Linked DNA regions of Homo sapiens: region 1 is linked to region 2. A link is an interaction called in ENCODE POLR2A ChIA-PET data of the cell type or tissue named here. Cell type or tissue: B cell. All regions are shown on one strand. Each heading gives the region's core, and the rest is flanking DNA. Links, peaks and the distances in the headings are about the cores only.

Evidence for each region. Peaks named below come from ENCODE experiments on the same cell type or tissue, not always from the same donor. Only the 100,000 strongest peaks of a DNase experiment are listed, where the experiment ranks them.
Region 1: POLR2A ChIA-PET joins it to region 2 with 5 read pairs; 6 of 35 experiments call an interaction of 5 or more read pairs at or near these places.

What each region holds. Positions count from the first base shown.
Region 1 is chr12:57,260,139-57,266,194 of GRCh38, forward strand. All of the region lies in intron 19 of R3HDM2 (R3H domain containing 2), which reads right to left. Among named protein-coding and RNA genes, the nearest start is that of STAC3, 12 kb to the left of the region's middle. RefSeq lists an enhancer at 3,648-3,942. In B cell, for the core only: a CTCF peak has its summit at 3,799 (motif pointing right); a DNase peak (open chromatin) is centred at 3,823; H3K27ac peaks cover 661 bases.
Region 2 is chr12:57,477,727-57,483,782 of GRCh38, forward strand. ARHGAP9 (Rho GTPase activating protein 9) reads right to left here and starts at 2,140. Exons shown (of 18, transcript NM_032496.4): 1 at 2,004-2,140; 2 at 1,365-1,698; 3 at 814-1,031. The coding sequence starts at 1,680. RefSeq lists enhancers at 114-313, 674-723, 2,244-2,293, 2,464-2,553. In B cell, for the core only: no CTCF peak of the experiment used is centred there; DNase peaks (open chromatin) are centred at 2,265 and 2,846; H3K4me3 peaks cover 2,227 bases; H3K27ac peaks cover 4,000 bases.

The DNA of each region.
Region 1 (6,056 bases), core at 1,341-5,340, 220 kb before region 2:
CTGTAGTCTCAGCAGCTCAGGAGGCTGAGGTGAGAGGATCACTTGAGCCTGGGAGGTCGAGGCTGCAGTGAGCCGTGATTATGCCATTGCACTCCAGACTGGGTGACAGAATGAGACCCTGCCTCAAAAAAAAAAAAAAAAAAAAAAGCCTGCTGAAACAGAATGAAGAGATTTGAAATTAGGGCAATGCCAGCAGGAATGGAGTGAAAGTCAGACCCTCTGAAGGTTACACTGACAGGTTCAGGTGACTGACTGAATGCGACTTTGAGGTTTTGGCACTGGCAACCATGGATAGACTCATCCTCCCACAGGGTGGGAGAAGGGAAAGCCTTAATAAGGAGGAACATTAAGACCTAAATCTTCATGGTGAAAAGCAAGGTAAAGAGTCAGGGTCAAGCAGTTTGATGGACAGTCCCTGCTGGGAGGGATGGGCTGGAGCTCTGCTTCCCCGCAAGGGATTGTCTAGAGTGAGGGTTTATTCCTGACCTCCCAGGCTATATTCCTGTTGAGGCTGAGTTCACACGTGGGTGGTGGTGGAGAAATGGGAAATTTGGGGTTACTAGCTTGAAAACCTGCTGCAATGCTGCTGTTTTCATGGCTCGATGCTCCAGGGCTGCCACTGCTGCTGTCATCAAATTGCTTCCTATGACGGGAAATGTTGCAGCCTCTGCCCTGGGCACCAGTCATGCTGGGAAGTGAGCGTGATTGTTTTTCTCAGGTAGTATCAGTCAAAAGAAAGGAAAAGAAATGGTGGGAGGTCTAAGAGAAGCTCAGGAGACAGCATCTGTCATATCATATTCCCCAGACCATTTGTACCCCTGACCCTCTAGGGTTCATCCAGTCAGAGAGCACAAATACTCAGTGCAACAGGCTCAGATATCCCCATCTCCTGCCAAGGTGGACAGAGTATTCATGGGCATAGGTTGTAGTAGGGCCATAGGAAAACTGCACAGTTGTGGAGTGTCATGCATTTAACAACTCTCCCCTTACTGTAGTTTTGCTGGGTATTTTATTTCCCCATCCTAAGAATCGCTCACCTGCTTCAACATCCTCTACCAACAAAATTGCAATTGACCTTATTCAAATACCTCATTGCTACTTGAGAGTCTAATGTAAAAATAATTAAATCTATTGTTTTTCTAGAAGGTATTCAAATACCTCATTGCTACCTGAGGGTCCAATGTAAGAATAATTAAATCTATTGTTTTTCTAGAAAGCAGCTCATAATCTGAGCCTAATGCCCTGGGCCAGGAAAGGTGGAGAAGGGGGTGAGTGTGTAGAAATAAGCATAAGCAAGGCAGTGGAAGCTCTAATACCAGCAGGTAGTCATAAGGAGCTATTAGGGAGGTCACAGGGAGAGGGAAAGAAAACAAAGTCCTCATATTATTATCTCTGCTCCCAACAAAAACAAAGCCAGGGTTTTTAGTTGCAGCCTCTGTCCTGAGCTCCTCCCCACACTGAGTCCTCCCCTGCTGGCCTGAAGCATTGTTCCTTCACTTAGCTGAGAACACAGAGCACTACTCCACTGATGAGCTGATTTTTATGCTTCTCTTCCTCGAGCCCAAAGCAGGTGGCATCTGTTAGCAGCTGAACTGTCACTACTTCTTAATAGACGTGGCAAAAAAAAAAAAAAAAAAAAACCCTCTGCCCAGTGACAGCACTTCCATATAATCAGGTTGGGGGAAGGAGCATGGGTTGGCAGCCAGTGGGAAGTGGGAGGGGGGGTTGAATAAGGAAATCAATTTCAGCTTGAAAGCTCTGAAAGGAGAGGGGACGTGTGAATGGCTTTTTAAGTGGCATCATTAAACCTGGGCAGAAAGGTCGATTGGGCACAGCAAACCGCATAAATACAAACAGATGACATTTATGTCTGGCAGAATTGTTTTTCATTTTTGTTTTTTTGTTTTTTTAAATCACTGAGGTAGAAGACTGATAGGCTTCTTACCACCAGAAATCACATCTATGGAAAGGAATTGTTTGGAGAAATAAAATCCACAGGCATCTTTCCCAAATTAAAAGATAGAATCCAATAATATCTTGGTATTTTTCCTTTTTTTGGTGGGGGAGTAGGATATCTTCACTAAATGGAAGACGAAAGAGCAGTCTCAGCTTTGGAAACCCCTCAGCTAAACAATGAGCCAGTAAATATGTGAGAGGCTATTTCTGTATGCATTTCACTCTGTCCATGCTGCTGTGTCACTGTGAGTTGGGAGTCTCTGTATAGGTATCACTGCCATTTCATGTCTGTGTGCATCTTCCCCAGACAAGCACCCCTGTAGAAACCTCAAGGGACCTGCAACCATCATTTTAATGGGAGAAGTCTTTCCTGGGGTTAGAGTTATGTCTCATACTATAGTGAAGGAATTAAAGTTCAGGCCTGGGGGTAAACAGGGCAACTACAAAAATGTATTAATAAACCAGAACAGTTGTTCCAGGAACAGCTAATCCTAATCCCTGCCTTTATTTTTGGAAAAGTGACCATGTTGCTACATGAGAGAAGGGCAGGCAACTGTCCTCTGAAGGTGACAGAGGGGCCCTTGTGGGTTATGCCTGCTGTCTATCTTTTCAGTATAGGGTAAACGAGGCACAAGAAGCACTTGTTTCCCTTTTTCCACCTCCTCTTAGATTTCCACAAACAGGGATTAAAGACCTATAAGATCGATATGGTGAATACAGTATTTTACATGATATGGGTAGAACACAAGATACCACTATCTAGGAAAAGTACAAGGGGTCAGTCAGAAGCCTAGGATCAACCAGGGTAACTAAGAACAAAGGAGATAAAACTGAGAAAATTCCAAAGAAGCAAGGAAAACAGACGATAAAGAGGGATTCTCCATTTCTTTTGACGTGGGAAGCCTACATTAATTATCTCTTTCTTCTAACCCTGGTCCAGATTTCTAGTGTTGCCAACTTCCAGAACTGTTGTTTTAGTTTACTTAAATTAACCTAGTATGACAGAGTAGGTAATGAAAAATTCTTTTCACTTGATTTGTTTATGGTTCAAAGATCTTGCATTTGAAGATGAATAGATGTAACCACAGTGACCCAATAGATATAAGGACATGCCACAAAGGATACACACAAAAATGCACATACAAGTATACCTACATGTACATGCAGGAGAAAAAATGCCCCGCAGTACCCAGCACCACCATAGGCTACAGTGCTTCTTGGAGCTGGTTTCTGCAATATCTATACCCCACTGGAAATTTTAAGGCCAAGTGCCCCTGGCAGACACTAGGAGAAACAGCCAGAGAGACCAATAACATAATAAAAGTTAAGGACTTTTGAATTAAAAACCTCAGCCTGTATGAAGGCGGAAGTCATTGCTCCTTTTTTTTTGTTTTGAGACAGTCTCGCTATGTTGCCCAGGCTGGAGTGCAGTGGCGCAATCTCGGCTCACTGCAACCTCTGCCTCCTGGGTTCAAGCAATTCTCATGCCTCAGCCTTCCAAGTAGCTGGGATTACAGATGTGCACCCCCATGCCCAGCTAATTTTTGTATTTTTAGTAGAGATGGGGTTTTGCCATGTTGGCCAGGCTGGCTGGTCTCGAACTCCTGGCCTCAAGTGATCCACCCTCCTTGGCCTTCCAAAGTGATGGGATTACAGGCATGAGACACCATGCCTGGCCTGGAAGTCATTGCTCCTTAAAGGTAAGAACTGATCATGTCTAATGAGTAAGATTAATTCTGGAATCTACTCCACAGCATCCAACATAGTGACGTACAAAAAATCTTCAAGTGAAAATATTCCATTTCTAAATAGGGAAAATTGACAAAATATCTCCCTCTCACCAGAAGAGGGCACTCTGACATTCCCACGATAGAGTGGAAAGGAGATGGTTGGAGGCTAAATTAAGACTTCCTGCCGAGGTGGGCAGATCATGAGGTCAGGAGATCAGGCCCATCCTGGCCAACATGGTGAACGCCGTCTCTACTAAAAATTTAAAAATTAGCCAGCTGTGGCGGCATGTGCCTGTAATCCCAGCTACTTGGGAGGCTGAGGCAGGAGAATTGCTTGAACCTGGGAGGCAGAGGCTGCAGTGAGCCGAGATCACGCCACTGCACTCCAGCCTGGGCGACAGAGAGAGACTCTGTCTCAAAAAAAAAAAAAAAGACTTCCTTCCCAGCTGGGCTGGGAAGCTGGCTCAACACCTGTAATCCTAGCACTTTGGGAGGCCGAGGCGGGCGGATCACCTGAGGTCAGGAGTTCAAGAACAGCCTGGCCAACATGATGAAACCCTGCCTCTACTAAAAAAAAAAAAAAAAAAAAATACAAAAATTAGCCAGGCATGGTGGCAGGCGCCTGTAGTCCCAGCTACTCAGGAGGCTGAGGGAGGAGAACTGCTTGAACCTGGGAGGTGGAGGTTGCAGTGAGCCGAGATTGCACCACTGCACTCCATCCTGGGTGACAGAGCAAGACTCTGTCTCAAAAAAAAGAAAAGAAAAGAAAAGAAAAAACAAAAGACTTCCTTCCAGATTTTTTTTTTTTTTTTTTGAGACAGGGTCTTGCTCTCCATGATGACAGGGTGACATCACCATGATGCAGTGGCACCATCATAGATCACTGCAGCCTCAAACACCTGGGCTCAAGTGATCCTCCTGCCTCAGCCTCTCAAGTAGCTGGGACGAACTAAAAGCACATGCCACCATGCCCAACTAATTTTTAAATTTTTTGTAGAGATAGGGTCTTGCTTTGTTGCCCATGCTTGTCTCGAACTCCTGGCTTCAAGAAATTCTCCTGCCTTGGCCTCCCAAAGTGCTGGGATTACAGGTGTGTACCACTGCACACAGTCCCCTAAAGTTTCTTTAACTGCAGTGTATTGCTATTTGAGGGTAGGGTGAAAGGGATACAAACAAGGGCAGCTGTACTTGCGTGTTAGGGGAATTCTTGGCAAAGGCAGTGAAAGGCTGCATGGCATAAACTTATTAACTTGGAATGGCTGGCCTCTCCAAAGAGGGCCCTTAGCTGTGTAACATGATGTCCATTTATTTTCCACTGGAGAGAAAGAAATTGAGTAAAAAAAAGTGTTGAAAATGTGTTGAAGACTCAGTATGGGATGCGGAAAGTCAAAAGACCCAAATTCAAGTTAGAGGATTGTGACTTTAGGCAAGTCATTTAATTTCTTTGAGTTTTAAATTTCCTCCTCACAAAGTTATGGTGAGAATTAAAATGTTACAATGTATGTGAGCACACAACAAAAGCTGCTAAACAAATCTAAGCTCTAAGTTAAAAAGCGTTTTATCAACTTCCCTCACCCTCCCAAGAGAAAAGAAATGCTGTCTATATGAAGGATAAGTACAGAAGACACAGGTCTTCTGTGTCTTCATTTCATGACCCAAAGGCATGTGAGTATAGTGCTAGATTCAGAAAACAAAAAAAAGAAAAAAAGAAAAGAAAAGAAAAGAAAAAGAAAAAAGAAAAACAAAGAAAACTAAGAATGCAGAGACATAGCTTTTCAGGGCTGAGGCAACCAATGTCATTTCTTTTTTTTTCCCCCTAGAGACAGGGTCCCACTCCCTATCTGGGTCCATCCAGGCTGGAGTGCAATGGCACGATGCCAGCTCCTTACAGCCTCAGCCTCCCAGGCTCAAGCGATTGTTCCCCTCAGACTCCTGAGCAGCTGTTACTACTGGGTGCGTCACCACTCTTGGCTTGTTTTTTTTTTTTTTTGAGATGGAGTCTCGCTTTGTCGCCCAGGCTGGAGTGCAGTGGCGCGATCTCGGCTCACTGCAAGCTCCGTCTCCCGGGTTCAAGCATTTCTTGTGCCTCAGCCTCCCAAGTAGCTGGGATTACAGATGCACGCCACCATGCCCAGCTAATTTTTGTATTTTTAATAGAAGTGGGGTTTCACCATGTTTGCCAGGCTGGTCTTGAACTCCTGACCTCAGGTGATCTGCCCGTCTTGGCCTCCCAAAGTGTTGGGATTACAGGCGTGAGCCTCCGCACCTGGCCATAATTTTTCTTTTTTTTTTTTTTTTTGAGACGGAGTCTTGCTCTGTTGCCCAGGCTGGAGTGCAGTGGCATGAGCTGCAACCTCTGCCTCCCAGGTT
Region 2 (6,056 bases), core at 571-4,570:
CTTCCCATGCTTCTCTTGGCCTTCCCACCTCCTGCTCCCTCCCCCATTGTCTTCTCACCGCCAGCTCTGGGCTGAGGTGACCCAGGGTACTGGGGGAGAAACCTCAGGCCCCAGCTGCTTTTTAAAAATTCTCTCTCTCACAGTTTTCTTTGCTCTTCTCCTCACTTCCTGTTGCCAACTTCCCGCCTCCCCCACCCCACCCCCACCTCAGGGCCACAGGAAAGGGGAACAGGCTTTTTGTGGGGTGGGGGGAATGTTGAAGGGGGTGCCCCACCCTCACATCCTGCAAGGTAAAAGAAGACAGAGAAGGGTCTACAGAAGGGAAGAGGAGCCCCTTTCCACCCACGGTTAAGAAAGAGAGGGAAGGGCTGGGCAAGTCACATCTCTAGAGGAGACCTGCTGTAGCCTATCAGGCAAGCAGAACACAGAAAAACCCTGCCCTGGGCTAGGAGTCTGGAGGAAGGAAGAGCACAGGGCTGGCCTTTCAGTGCCTCCACTGCGCCCTGTGCCCTGTCCCCTCAGGGCCTTTGGTACCTACTGTCCCTTCTCACCTCCTACCCAGTTTGCCTCTCGGCTGCCTCTTTCTCCTCCTTGCTCAGAGTCAACTGAATGCCGTGACCTCACAGATGTCTCCCCGCACCACCTCAGCCACTCTCCACCACATTAACTTGCCTTTAGACTTATCAGTAGTACCAAGCGTTATCTTATTTATTTGTTTTTGTGTTTGTCATCCCCAGGGGAGTCCCCTGAAGACAGAGGTGCTGTCTGTCCTGTGCCTAGAACAGGGCCCAGCTCAGAAGAGCTGTGACTCACTGTGCTGGCACTGGCTTCTGACGGCAAGTCTTCCTGGGAGAGGGATCTTCCGCTTGGTCCTTCCTGGAAAGGCTTCAGAAGGCTGGGGCTCAGATTGTCAGTGCTGACGCTCCTACACATTTTGCGGGGAAGTGGAGGAGGCTGCTCCGAGCTAGCCTGAGCCCTGCTTGGGAGGGCCTGAGACAACTCCTCCAGGGAACCATGAAACAACTTCGGCCCTGGAAACAGAAAAGGGGAGGGTGGGTGGCAGGTGATCAGAGGTGTTGTTGTAACTGGGTCCCTCATCTTGGGAACTCACAGGGAAGACAAGAAGGGCAGAGGGAGGATGTGGAAAATGGCATGAGACCTAGAAGCCTTAGGACTAGGAGGACAGGCAGTGGGATGAGGATGCCATGGCGGGGGCAAGAGGTAGGCTGATCAAAGAAAAACAAGAGAAGATGGTTAGCAGAAGCTTGAGGGAGGGGGACCTCCCCAAAATTCCCAGAAGCCAGGGAGGTAGGAAGGTGATGGGAGGTAGGAAGGTGAAGGGAGAGGGCTTAGCGCTTACTCACCAGGAGTCCAGAGCAATTGGCCGGGGATGACGGTAGTTGGACTCTGGGAAGGGATGGATTCCTCTATCATATAGGCTGCTGGGACGAAGATGGGTCGAGAGGTGGAGGGAGCTTCTAGGCGTCTTGCCAACCACCAGTCGGAGTTGGTCTTTCGAAGCAGTAGGAACCTATCCCCTTCAGCCAGAGACACCTGCTGGCCATCTGCCCCAGTATAAGTAAAGGCATAGAGGGCACAGAGCTGGGATCCCCGAGGAGGGCTTCGGGGGCCCAGCCCTAGGATCCCCCAGGAACTTGGCCACCACCGGCTGGATAGCATTGTAGCCAGCACTGTCACCTGTGAGAAAAAGGGACACTGGAGACCCAGAAGGGAATAGGCCTGGCTGTCTCCAGGTAGACAGACATGGTTCTAGGAGCAGTGTTGCAGGGAGGTGAGGACGGGAGCCCTTGAGTTGGGGGAGAGGGTAGAGCAAACAGCCTGGTGAGGATCGGTGACAGGTTTTGGGGGCTGAGAACTCCTGGTGGTGTCTGGTGAGGAAGTATGTAAGTAACATGAGAGAGGATGTGGTCAGCAGGGCTGCATGGCCAGCAAGGCAGGAAATTAGAGGAGATGACCTAGGCCAGTAGTTTTCCTCCAAGTACCTTGTGGGGCCCATCAGAAGATTCAGGAGCAGGAGTTGGTCCTGGGTAGTGGTGGGAGTCTTGAGGTGGACACAGGAAGGAGATAAGAAGAAAGAATCAGGTTCAAGACAGAAACAGGGAGACACAAGGTTAATGACAAAGACAAAAATGTGTGTTATTCTTTATTAAATTTATGCAAGCATCAATGTTTCCGTTACCAGTCACCTCAGACCATAGCTGCGTGCTTCCTGTGCAGACTCAGAGAGACATGGTGACAGAGAAACAGAAAGCCAAATAAATACCAAGACCAAATCAGAGAGAAAGACAAAGTGGGAGAAACACAGAGGGATTCAGAGTTGAAATATCACCACCCTCCCAATCCAGGACACGATTTTGGGAGCTGAGAAGCCTTGATACTGTCCTGTACACACAAGCCTCTTGAGGCAGGAGCTACTTTAGTGTGTGGGTTCATTCATGCTTTTTTTTTTTTGAGACGAAGTCTCGTTCTTGTCCCCCAGGCTGGAGTGTGATGGCGAGATCTCGGGTCACTGCAACTTCCGCCCCCCGGGTTCAAGTGATTCTCCTGTCTCAGTCCCCCGAGTAGCTGGGATTACAGGTGCCTGTCACCACACCTGGCTAGTTTTTTTATTTTTAGTAGAGACAGGGTTTCACCATGTTGGCCAGGCTGGTCTAGAACTCCTGACCTCAGGTGATTCACCCGCCTCAGCCTCCCAAAGTGCTGGGATTACAGGTGTGAGCCACTGCGCCCGGCCTCATTTATGCTTTTATCAAGGATTGATTGAGTGCCTCCTGCGTGCAAGGAGCAGTGTCAGGCACTGGAGATGAGAGAAGGGAATGAGCCCTTTTGGAGCTTAAGGAGAGACAGACCTTAACTAATGACACAATAAACTTAATAATTACAATTGAATCAGGAACAATGGACAAGTAATGCAAGACGCTATGACAGGTAGATAGGGGACTGATGCCAGCTTCTCCTTGGTGGAAGGTGGGAAGTGACCTTCCCTGGATTACCAGCACTTTAAAACCCACACTTCTGCTTCTGCCTTACCTGGCCACTCCTCTTTTCCTCTTCTCTCAGCTTCTCCACTGCACAATGTGAGGCTTTCTGTTTGGGTTTGGAGAGGTGGGTTAAGGAGCGAATGACCCTCCCCACTGGTGATATCAGAGAGCCAGCTCTCTTCCCCTGAGGGCTGGGTGGCTAGTACTGGGCTTCTGCCTCAGTGATCTTCCTAGTTTACTTCACTTCAACACATGGAGAATCCTACCCCTCAACTCTTCCTTCCCACTTCCAAAATAGTGACTAATTTCACCCATTTATTCACTTATTTATTCATTTGGTGTTCAGTGCTTGAATCCACCCTTTTTTTGCCTTCTCTGAAACTCTCTCTCCTATACTTTAGCTTGTTTTTGTTAGCTTCGTCGCATTCACTTTTAAACATATCCAAGTCTCTCCCATCTTTAGACAAACCTCCCCTTACTGGGCTTTCCAGGTACCACCATATATATGTCTCTCTCTCTTTCTTCTTCTCTTTTTTTTTTGAGACAGAGTCTTGCACTGTTGCCTGGGCTGGAGTGCGGTGGCACAATCTCTGCTCACTGCAACCTCCGCTTTCCAGGTTTAAGTGATTCTCCTGCCTCAGCCTCCTAAGTAGCTGGGATTAGAGGCGCCTGCCACTATGCCCGCTATTTTTTTTTGTATTTTTAGTACAGACAGGGTTTCACTATGTTGGCCAGGCTGGTCTCGAACTCCTGACCTCGTGATCTGCCCACCTCAGCCTCCCAAAGTGCTGGGATTACAGGCGTAAGCCACCGAGTCCAGCCTCTCTCTTTCTTTTTACAGTCGAACTTCTTGAGTTGCCTACACTGTAGAGGGGATCTCCATTTCCTGTCCCCTCACTCCGCCACCTTTTCAAAGTCACTCCTCAATAGAGTCACCCCCGACCTTGCCTGAGCATCCTGCAGTCCTTATGCAATCCTTATGTTGCTTGACATCTCAGTAGCAGGCAACACAATTGACCTTTCTCTCCTACAAACACTCTGCTGGTATCCCTCTTACCTTTCTGGCAGTTCCTTGTCTGTGGCATGAGAAATGACCTTCCTCTGCCTGTTCCTTAAACCACAGAAGCCTATCTGAGATCCTGTGCCCTGTGCTTTCTGCATACCCTCCCTGGGTGGTCTTATTCTCTCCCCAGCTCAAATGATTTCCATGTGCTGCTAAGGACTGTATCTCAAGTCCAGATCTTTCTCTGGGGCTCCCATCTAATCCACTGTCCACCAGAAAATCCACTTGAGTATTTCACAGGTACGACAAACTCAGTATGAACCAAACTGAACTTATCACAAACCTGTTTCTCTCCCAATACCACTATTTAGTTTAATATGAAATCAATAAATATTGGCCTGGTACAGTAGCTCACACCTATAATCCCAGCACTTTGGGAGGCCAAGGCAGAATATCACTTGAGCCTAGGAGCTTGAGGTGCAACATAGTGAGATCCTGCCTCTACAAAAAAAATTTTTTTTTTTTTTGAGTCGGAGTCTTGCTCTGTCGCCCAGACTGGAGTGCAGTGGCGTGATCTCGGCTCACTGCAACCTCCGCCTCCCAGGTTCATGCCATTCTCCTGCCTCATTCTCCTGAGCAGCTGGGACTACAGGTGCCCGCCACCATGTCCAGCTAATTTTTTGTATTTTTAATACAGACGGGGTTTCACTGTGTTAGCCAGGATGGTCTCGGTCTCCTGACCTCGTGATCCACCCGCCTCGGCCTCCCAAAGTCCTGGGATTACAGGCGTGAGCCACCGCGCCTGGCCAAAAATTTTTTTTAGTTAGCCAGGTATGGCAGTGTGTGCCTTGTAGTCCCAGCTGCTCGGGAGGCTGAGGTGGGAGTATCTATTGAACCTGGGAAGTTGAGGCTGCAGTGATGCGTGATAGTGCTACTGCACTCCAGCCTAGGCGACAGAGTGAGACCCTGTCTCAAAATAAATAAATAAAATAATTTAATAAATATTTATTGAATGTTTACTACCATATATGCCGGGCAGGAACTATGTGCTAGGCATTGTCAATTAAGATGGTAAATATGGGGCCGGGTGCAGTGGCTCACATCCAGCTCAATCCCAGCACTTTGGGAGGCTGAGGCAGGCAGATCACCTGAGGTCAGGAGTTCAAGACCAGCCTGGCCAATGTGGTGAAACCCCCATCTCTAATAAAAATACAAAAATCAGCTGGGCATGGCGGCAGGTGTCTGTACTCCCAGCTACTTGGGAGGCTGGGGTAGGAGAATTGCTTGAACCCAGGAGACGGAGGTTGCAGTGAGCTAAGATCATGCCACTGCGCTCCAGCCTGGGTGACGGAGCGAGACTCTGTCTTAAAACAAAACAAAAAAATATGATCCCTGCCCACTCATAACAATGAAAATATGATGTAATAATGATCACTATGATAGAGGAAATACTATCATCTGTTGTAGCACATAGAAAGTATGCCCTATTTCCCATGCCAGAAACCTAGCAGCCAACCTGAATTTATCTTGTTTCCTCGCCACCCACATTGATTCAATTGATTACTGAACACTTCAATTTATATTTTCCCAATCTACCTACTTTTTATCCCCACAACTACCACTCCTTTAGCCTGGATGATATAATTTCCTAACTAGTCTCATTGCATATAGTTCTCATTGCATATAGTTCTGCTCCCCTTCCAACCATTCCTGACACAGCAGCCAGAGTGACCTTTCTAAAACACATATGCCCTGCTACTCTCCTGACTTAGACTTTCCACATTTTATAATGTCATTTACAGATTCCCTCTCTACACTTTTCACAGTCTCCACCACAAACTCCACACTGCAGTCTTATGCGAATTCCTCACATTCTTAAAGTGCACTGAAATCTTAGATTCTTTGCATATGTTGTTTCCTTTGCCTGAAACACGTCCCTTCTCCACTCCCTCCAGTCTTCACCTAGATAACTCTTACGCATCACTGAGATCTCAGCTGAAAGATTACATGCACAGGAAAGCATCTCAGCCAGGCGTGATGGCTCACACCTG